Regions from separate parts of the Homo sapiens genome. Here region 1 is linked to region 2. Evidence: read pairs that join two places in POLR2A ChIA-PET (ENCODE). Cell type or tissue: PC-9. All regions are shown on one strand. Region 1 overlaps MAST2 (microtubule associated serine/threonine kinase 2). Region 2 overlaps AKR1A1 (aldo-keto reductase family 1 member A1).

The links. Peaks named below come from ENCODE experiments on the same cell type or tissue, not always from the same donor. Only the 100,000 strongest peaks of a DNase experiment are listed, where the experiment ranks them.
Region 1: POLR2A ChIA-PET joins it to region 2 with 10 read pairs; 2 of 35 experiments call an interaction of 5 or more read pairs at or near these places.

What each region holds. Positions count from the first base shown.
Region 1 is chr1:45,842,625-45,847,624 of GRCh38, reverse strand. All of the region lies in intron 3 of MAST2 (microtubule associated serine/threonine kinase 2), which reads right to left. It also overlaps the pseudogene TMA16P2. Among named protein-coding and RNA genes, the nearest start is that of MAST2, 42 kb to the right of the region's middle. In PC-9, a CTCF peak has its summit at 3,856 (motif pointing right); no DNase peak of the experiment used is centred here.
Region 2 is chr1:45,555,678-45,560,677 of GRCh38, reverse strand. All of the region lies in intron 1 of AKR1A1 (aldo-keto reductase family 1 member A1), which reads right to left. Among named protein-coding and RNA genes, the nearest start is that of AKR1A1, 7.4 kb to the right of the region's middle. RefSeq lists enhancers at 3,135-3,880, 3,881-4,627. In PC-9, no CTCF peak of the experiment used is centred here; DNase peaks (open chromatin) are centred at 3,067 and 3,769.

The sequences.
Region 1 (5,000 bases), 290 kb before region 2:
CCGCGAGGACGTCACTATACCTAAAGCACCAAAGGGAAAAAGTGCAGGATGGGAAAAAAAGTCATTCATCCATATAGTAGAAAAGCAGCTCAAATTATGAGAGAGGCCCACAAATAAGAAAAAAAGGAAAAATTGAAGAATGAAAAGGCCTTGTGTTTCAATCTTATTGGTGAAAAACTGCAATGGTTTCAAAATCATCTTGATCCCCCCCAAAAAAAGATATTCAAACAAAGATGCTTGTGAACTAACTGAAAGGTACTTAAATTAAATTGATTTAGCAGTGAGTTGGAGCAGATTGAGTTACATAACAGTATCAGGGACAAGCAGGACAGGCAGCACTGTTCCCAGGACACCATCATCAAGCAGACGATGGAGCGGGAGGGACAGCAGTATAAAGGATGTGGCTTTGAGATTCCAGACATTCTAAATGCAAGTAATCTGAAAACATTTAGGGAATGGGACTTTGATCTGAAGAAATTGCCAAATATTAAAATGAGAAAAATCTGTGCTAATGATGCAATTCCCAAGAAGTGCAAGAGGAAAACTATTATAACTACAGACCAAGATTTAGTGGAATTGGAACTAAACGATGAATCAAATGACTCAGAAGAGGAAATGACTGGATTAGCCTAATCATCTTCACTTGAATTCAAAATAAATAATTTGAGAGCTTCAAATTATATTCATTGATTATGGTACATAATCATCAAGATACAAGAATTTGATGTTGACATTCTCTTATATGATGAGAGTTTCATTTGCAGTTTCAAAAATGGTGTTATTAATTTTTTTTTTTTTTTAAGACGGAGTCTTGCACTGTCACCTGGGCTGGAGTGCAGTGGCATCATCTCGGCTCACTGCAACCTCTGCCTCCCAGGTTCAAGCAATTCTCCTGCCTCAGCCTCCCAGGTAGCTAGGATTACAGGTACCCGCCACCACGCCCAGCTAATTTGTTTTGTGTTTTTTTAGTAGAGACTGGGTTTCACCATGTTGGCCAGGCTGGTCTTGAACTTCTGACCTCGTGATTCACCTGCCTCGGACTCCCAAAGTGCTGGGATTACAGGTATGAGCCACCGCACCTGGCCTATGATATTTATTTTAAAATGAAGATTGCTTTTCATTTATATTAAGTTGCTAAAATAGATAGACGTGATCTGCAAAAGTTGTTTAATCTTTTTCATCTAAATTTCAGGCCGGGGGGAGCAATATAACTAAGGACAGAAAATGTTTTGATTTTCTTGTATATTTATGATCATCTAATTTCACATTTTGTGAAACGGACAGTAACCTGTTTCCTAAAAGATTCCTGTCACTACTTTTTGAGCTGTGATAACAGCAAAATTGTCTTTCAGTAATAATATCAAATTAATCCTTCTTTAAACATTAAACCTATTTTCTTTTTTTTTACAACATAAGGGAAAATGTGATAAAAAATTTGTATACACTGGTGGATTATAGATTATTATTTATCTTTTGAACCAGAGTTAAATGGTTAAAAAAAAAATCAGTGATGATTGTTATGTTGATCTCCCACAATTAATTTATCTTTTGAAACGGGATAAAGAGGCCAGGCACAGTGGCTCATGCCTGTAATCCCAGCACTTTGGGAGGCCGAGGCGGGCAGATCACAAGGTCAGGAGTTCGAGACCACCCTGGCTAACACAGTGAAACCCCGTCTCTACTAAAAATGCAAAAAACTAGCCGGGCATGGTGGTGGGCACCTGTAGTCCCAGCTACTCAGGAGGCTGAGGTGGGAAAATGGCGTGAACCCAGGAGGCAGAGCTTGCAGTGAGCCGAGATCGCACCGCTGCACTCCAGCCTGGGCGACAGAGACACTCCGTCTCAAAAAAGGAAAAAGAGGATAAAGAATTTCAGTTTAGCTCCTTTTAATTGTATATTATTTTTTGCTTTTTTATTGTGAAAAGTGACAGGTTTTATTTGTGGAGAGAGAACTAAAGATTAGAGACCCAGTGATTTTAATTATGTTACTTTTTCTTCTAAGAGATAAATTAAATTGACATGTAATTCAGCATTTTCAGCATCATGAAAAACATAAATGTTGTACAATGTTTTTCCTAAAAAACTTGTTAAATACAAGTATCCTTAATATGTTTTTAAAAGAGCACAATGCAGGTGTATTTGAGTCTCTTCAAGAAAATAATAAAAACATTAATGCTGTATTAGGTTAACTGGATATCAACTAAGTCTTGTTAACAGTTTAAAGTATCATAACTTTTTTTAACCTCTGAAAATTAAAAATAAAATTTATTTCTGCAATTTCAAAAAAGAAAAAGGAAAAAAACAAAAAGACTAGCACTGATATTTTTTGTATAAGAGTAAAAACAAAACCTGCTCTTATAACTTTTTACTAGTGGTTTAATAATGCCGTTCTCCTTGACATATATGACACCTTACCAAAAACTTGCATAAACGTTCTCCCATGTATTCTAACCATCAACAAATTCAGTAAGATCTCTTTCTGTAACCTCAACTGCTATGGTATGAATGTGTTCCCCAAAATCCATGTGCTGGAAATTTAATTTCCAATGCAACAGTGGTGGGAGATTTGGCCTTTTGAGAGGTGTTTAAGTCATGAAAGCTCTGTTCTCATGAATGGATTAATGTCACTATAAAAAGGGCTTACAGGAATGGATTTCTTCTCTATTGCCCTTCCACCTTCTGCCACGTGAGGAAACACCAAGAAAGCCCTCATCAGATGCTGGTACCTTGATCTTGGGCTTCTGAGCCCCAAGAACTCTAAGAAATAAACCTTGATTCCTTATAAATTACCCAGTTTCGAGTATTCTGTCATAGCAGCACAAAACGGACGAACAAACCAATCAACCAACAAATTTATCTAAAAAAATTTTTTATTTTAAATGCCTTTTAAAAATTTAGATGCTTGGCAGGTGCAGTGGCTCACAACTGTAATCCCGATAGTTTGAAGTCTGAGGCAGGATTGCTTGAGCCCAGGGGTTCGAGACCAAACTGGGAAACACTGTAAAATCCCACCTCTACAAAAAGTTTAAAAATAAAAATTAAGCTGGCCGCGGTGGCTCACACCTATAATCTCAGCACTTTGGGAAGCCGAGGCAGGTGGATCACTTGAGGCCAGGAGTTTGGGACCAGCCTGGCCAACATGGTGAAACACCATCTCTACTAAAAATACAAAAAATTAGCTGGGCATGGTGGCAGGCGCCTGTAATCCCAGCTACTCAGGAAACTGAAGCAGGAGAATCACTTGAACCTGGGAGTCGGAGGTTGCAGTGAGTCACTGCACTCCAGCCTGGGCAGCAAGAGTGAAACTCTGTCTCAAAAAATAAATAAATAAAAGTTTAAAAATAAATAAAAATAAAAATTAGCCAGGCATCGTGGCCCATGCCTGTAGTCCCAACTACTCAGGAGGCTGAGGCAGGAGAATCACTTGACCCTAGCAGGTTGACACTGCGGTGAGCCAAGGTTGCACCACTGCACTCCAGCCTGGGTGACAGAGCAAGATCCTGTCTCAAAAACAAAAACAAAAAAAAGTAAGGCTGTCTATAATTTTTGTAAGACAAATTCAAGATAAGAAAAAAATTTGACGTCACTATTTTTAAGGTATCTTAAATTCTTTACAAATTAACACAAAAGAGATGATAAAAATGCTTAACTATTCAAGATGAAATTCAGCTCCGAATTTGTTCAGGCAAAGTATTTAATGTGTTCTTTTACTTCTCTCTTAAGGATGCTCTTGAGAGTAAGCTAAGACTGCCAATATACTGCTCAAGTCTCATGAAATTTCAAAACTTTTATTTTAAAACCTCTTAACATTACTCATATACCCTTCAAAAGACACTAGATGGCATTAGAAACAAGTTCCTCTTACAAAAAGAAAAACTAAGAGTGAAAAGGACAGCAATTCTCAAGTGAATGCACTTTATCTAAACTCCTACAGTTCTTATCTAAGTTGAATACTTCACTGTCTAACATTATCTATCCTTTCACATGTAATTTTTTCATGTTCCCCTACATTCCTTTTATTTCTCTTTACTCTCTCCCATGGTGATTTAATCCACAGCTTCCAAGTCCACATCTATAGCCCTAAACTGCTGTACTTTACTCTGGACATCTAACTCTTGAAAGGATACCTAAAAAGTGATATCCACATGCAAAAAAATAAACTCTTGCCTCACACTGAATATAAAAACTGACTCAAAATGGGTCGATGAAGTAAATATAAGAAGTAAAACCATAAAATTCATAGAAGAAAACACAGAAGTAAATCATGACCTTGGAGCTGGCAATGGATTCTTAGATATGAAACCAAAAGCATAAGCAATAACAGAAAAACACAGATAAGTTAGACTTCATCAAGGGCATTTTTAAACTTCAAAGGACATTACCAACAAACTAAAAAGACAACACACAGAACAGGAAAAAAATTTGGAAATCATATAACTAAGGGTCTAATACCCAGAATATATAACAAACTTAAAACAACAAAAAAATTCAATTAAAAAAAATGGGCAAAGGACTTGTATAGACATTTTTCCAAAGAAGATATATAAATGGTCAAAAAACACATGAAAAGATGCTCAACATCATTAGTCATTACAGAACTACAAATCAAAACCACAATGAGGTACCACTTCATACTCACCAGGATAGTATAACTAAACAATAATTTTTTAAATGGAATATAACAAGTTGACAAAGATATAGAGAAACTGAAACCTTCAGTACATTGCTAGTGGAACTGTAAAATGGTAAGCTATTACAGAAAACAGTTTGGTTATTCCTCAAAAAGTTGAATTACCGTATTTCTTTGTGATTCCACCCCAGGTATATCCCCAAAAGAACTGAAGACAGGTACTCAAGTACATGTATACATATAGTTCATAGCAGCACTATTCACAGTATCCAAAAGGTGGAAACAGCCCAGTGTCCATCAATGGATAAAAAGTTGTGTTGGACACATACAACGAGATATTATTCAACCAAAAGAAGGAATAAAGTACCAA
Region 2 (5,000 bases):
TGCTGGTAGGCCCGAGTGGGCTCCTGCAAGGGAGGTAAAGGGAGTCCTAAAAAAGGAACTCTTTTTTAGACTCAGGGTCTGGTTCTGTCTCCTAGGTTGGAGAACAGTGGTGTGATCATGGCTCACTGCAGCCTTGAACTCCTAAGCTCAAGTGATATTCCTGCCTCACCCTTCCAAGTAGCTGGGACTACAGGCCTGTGCCAGCACACCTGGATGTTTTTAAACTTTTTTAGAGATGGTTCTGGCTAGGTTGCCCAGGCTGGTCTTGAACTTCTGACCTCAAGCTATCCAGCCACTTCAGCACCCTGAGTTGCTGGGATTACAGGTATGAGCCACCATATCCAGATCTTTAATTTTTTAGTTGAGAAAATAGGCTCAAAGAAGTGAAGTTAGACCGGGCGCTGTGCCTCACACCTGTAATACAAGCACATAGGAAGGCCAAGGCAGGCAAATCACTTGAGGTCAAAAGTTAGAGACCAGCCTGGCCAACAGAGTGAAACCCCATTTCTACCAAAAAATACAAAAATTAGCTAGGCGTGGTGGCATGCACCTGTAGTCCCAGCTATGGAGGCTGAGGCGGGAGAATCGTTTGAACCCGGGAGGCGGAGGTTGCAGTGAGCCAAGATTGCGCCACTGCACTCCAGCCTGGGCGACACAGCCAGACTCCATCTCAAAAAAAAAAAAAAGTGAAGTTATTTGCTCCAAATCAACAGCTAAGAAGTGGCAAAACTGGCTGGGCACAGTGGCTCACGCCTGTAATCCCAGCACTTTGGGAGGTTGAGGTGGGCGGATCACAAGGTCAAGAGATCGAGACCAGCCCTGGTCAACATAGCGAAACCCCGTCTCTACTAAAAATAGAAAAATTAGCCGGGCATGGTGGCGGGTGCCTATAATCCCAGCTACTTACTTGGGAGGCTGAGGCAGGAGAATTGCTTGAACCCGGGAGGCGGAGGTTGCAGTGAGCTGAGATCATGCCACTGCACTCCAGCCTGGGTGACAGAGGGAGACTCCGTCTCAAAAAAAAAAAAAAAAAAAAAAAAAAAGAAAAGAAAAGAGAAAAGAAGTGGCAAAACCAAGGATCTAAGGAGGAGCTAATGGAAAAAAGGCAAATAAACACAGACCTATAAAAAGATACTCATGGTAGACACAAGTATGATGTACTACAGAAAAGGGCAAGGACAAAGAAATATTGACACTGGTTTTTAAGAATTCCCAAGAGTTAAGGGGAAGAACTCTTTCCAGGAAAGGAAACTATACACATGACTTCAGTGCAGCAGAAAAGTAACTAATTACAGATACAAGTAAATTTCCAACCAAACAAAGCAGGTAACTGGAGCCTCCCCCTCTGGAAAGCTATGCAAATAAGAGGTCACCAAATGGCCCAAGAATACTCGTTTTGTCAGTAAATTGAATGTTCCAACTCTTGTGCTAAACCCAAGAGAAAAATGTATTTAAATATTTAAACTGCCTTCCTTCAGTTTATGGTCTTGTAATGGGAACAGGTGATATCAGTACACTGTGATAAGAGCTTTGATCAAATTCTGCACAAGAGCTGCACAAGGGTGGCAAGAAAAGGGTAACCTTGCTAGGATGGCTTCTTGGAGGAATCTCTTCCTGAGTCAAGTCCTAAAGAATAACTGAACAGGAGCTATTCAAGTGAAAGAAAAGGAGAGAGAATGTTCACACCAAGAGCCAATGAGGTAGATACAACCTTTTCCCTTGATCTCATCAGTACCATGAATATCACTCTTGGGATTGATTTAATTGCCAACAATATCTTTATAAATATAATCTTAGTTTCCAGGTTCTAAAAGGATGTAGGATAGAGCAAGTAATAAGACAAGCTGTGGCCAGGAGTGGTGGCTCACACCTGTAATCCTAGCACTCTGGAAGGCCGATGCGACGGATCACCTGAGGTCAGGGTATTACCAGCCTGGCCAACATGGCGAAACCCCATCTTTACTGAAAATACAAAAATTAGGCCGGGTTTGGTGGCTTACACCTGTAATCCCAGCACTTTGGGAGGCCGAGGAGGGCAGATCACGAGGTCAGGAGTTCGAGACCAGCCTGACCAACATGGTGAAACCCCGTCTCTCCTAAAAATACAAAAATTAGCCGGGCATGGTGGCACATGCCTGTGGTCCCAGATACTCAGAAGGCTGAGACAGGAGGAATCGCTTGAACTCGGGAGGTGGAGGTTGCAGTGAGCCGAGATTGAGCCACTGCACTCCGGCTTGGGTGACAGAGCAAGACTCCATCTCAAAAAAAAAAAAAAAAAAAAATTAGCTGGGCGTGGTGGCACATGCCTGTAATCTCAGCTACTTGGGAGGCCAAGACATGAGAATCACCTGAACCCGGGAGGCGGAGGTTGCAGTGAGCTGATATAGTGCCACTGCACTCCAGTCTGGGTAACAGAGCGAGACCCTGTCTCAAAAAATAATAATAATAATAAGACAAGTTGAGGCTGGGTACAGTGGCTAACGTCTGTAACCCCAGCACTTTGGGAGGCCGAGGCAGGCAGATCACTTAAGACTTGAGGTCAGGAGTTCGAGACCAGCCTGGCCAACAAGGCGAAACCCCCTCTCTACTAAAAATACAAAAATTAGCTGGACATGGTGGTGCACACCTTAATCCCAGCTACTCGGGTGGCTGAGGCAGGAGAATCGCTTGAACCCAGGAGGCAGAGGTTGCAGTGAGCTGAGATCATGCCACTGCACTCCAGCCTGGGATACAGAGTGAGGCTCCATCTCAAAAAAAAAAAAAAAGACAAGTTGTGAGTAAAGCCAGTACACCAACACTGTCTTTCCTAATACTTCTGACCCAGGAAGAATTTTATAGTCTAGTTTAAGTTGGTTTTGGAAACCACTCTTTTCTGCTAAAACAAAATCAAAACTTCAATCTGAGTGTCAAACCACAAGCTACCAGGGCAATGCTCTTTATAATCAAATTTCCAAGGGATCAAGCAAGCAAGTCTGGACTTGACAAGAGGAACCTGGTGGCCTGCTGCCACCAGGGTCTAAGGCAGGTTTCCTGGGCTTAATGCCCAATGACCTGTTGGCCTCTCGCAGATTACCCAGCACGCATGAGAAGGCTCTGAAATTACACCTGGGGTGAGAGCTTGAACAACACCCTGGCTTAAGGGGAAAAGGAAGAAGAAACCTGAATCTTGCTTCTCCCTTTCTTTTGCTGGTGAAACTGAACACCGAAAAGGCTGAGGCTTGGGGAACAGGGATGAAAGATGGAGGAGATCTGCAAAGAACAAGAGCTCCCTAGGGAAGAATGAAGGTGCCACATAGATGTTTTTCTCTAGGACAGAAAATCATCCTCGGCCAGCTCTTGACTTCCTCATCTTCTGCTTGATACAACTGCTTTCCAGCCTAGCTGTGCGTGAACAGATTCCAGACTCTGAGCTTGTCAGGAACTGCCTATCTGGACCTTTGGCAGCATTCAGAAACCCTCATGTTATCTTTTTTATTTTTATTTTTTTGAGATAGAGTTTCATTCTTGTCACCCAGGCTGGGGTGCAATGGCGCGATCTTGGCTCACTGCAACCTCCACCTCCTGGGTTCAAGCGATTCTCCTGCCTCAGCCTCCCCAGTAGCTGGGATTACAGGCATGTGCCACCACGCCCAGCTAATTTTTGTATTATTAGTAGAGACAGGGTTTCACCATGTTGGCCAGGCTGGTCTTGAACTCCTGACCTCAGGTGATCCACCAGTCTCAGCTTTTCAAAGTGCTGGGATTACAGGCATGAGTCACTGTGCCCAGCCTATCTTTTACTTTATTTATTTATTTTGTTTGAGATGGAGTTTCACTCTTCTTGCCCAGGCTGGAGGGCAATGACGCAATCTTGGCTCACCACAACCTCCACCTCCCAGGTTCAAGCGATTCTCCTGCCTCAGCCTCCCGAGTAGCTGGGACTACAGGCGCCCGCCACCACGCTCGGCTAATTTTTGTATTTTTAGTACAGACGGGGTTTCACTGTATTGGCCAGGCTGGTCTCGAACTCCTGACCTTGTGATCCACCCACCTCGGCCTCCCAAAGTGCTGGGATTACAGGCGTGAGCCACTGCGCCCGGCTATCCTTTTTTTCTTTTAAGACGGAGTCTTGCTCCGTCACCCAGGCTGGAGTACAGTGGCACGATCTTGGCTCACTGCAACCTCCACTTCCCAGGTTCAAGTGATTCTCTTGCCTCAGACTCCAGAGTAGCTGGGATTACAGGCGCCCACCACCACACCTGGCTAATTTTTTGTATTTTTAGTAGAGACGGGGTTTCACCATGTTGGGTAGGCTTGTCTCAAACTCCTGACCTCAAGCAATCCACCCACCTCGGCCCAATGTGCTGGGATTACAGGCGCGAGCCGCCGCGCCCGGCGGAAACCTTCATGTTATATTCAAGTGTAAAAGAGAGATGTGTGGGTTGAGTGGGGAGGAGGGTATTATCAGGAATCAGGTTTTATTATTTCCAATTCAATGCCTAGGTTCCTTCCCTCTGTTGAATTCTTTCTTTCTCAAAGGGCTCTACAGTTGCTGCCTGGCTGCAGGGAAGTAGAAGACACAGGAAAAAAAGGAAACAATATCTACATGAGTGTTTCCTAGCTGCATGGGCCTCTCCTCTGGCTCCCACATATGCTGGTGTGGGAGGCAAAGGAAAGGTCCCTTCAGGGTTTTCTCCTCAATCTTCTCATTCCCTAGTTGAGTTCATGTCTTCGGTTATCGCCTTAGGCCTTGATTCTTCTCACCCCACTTCTGTATATTCAACGCCCTCTGGACCTCTCCACTAGTATGTATAGGCATCTGAGATTCGCCATGTCCAAAACTGTACTCATCAAATCCAGCAGTAGAGTACAGAGGAAACAGTTTAGGCTGTGGGGCTACGCAGACCTGGGTTTGAATCTCAGTTCTGATATTTTCAAGAGATACTATATCTAAAGCACCTTGCACAGGGCCTAACCCATGCTCTTCTTTCTGTATAGTCATCCCGTGGTATCCACAGGAG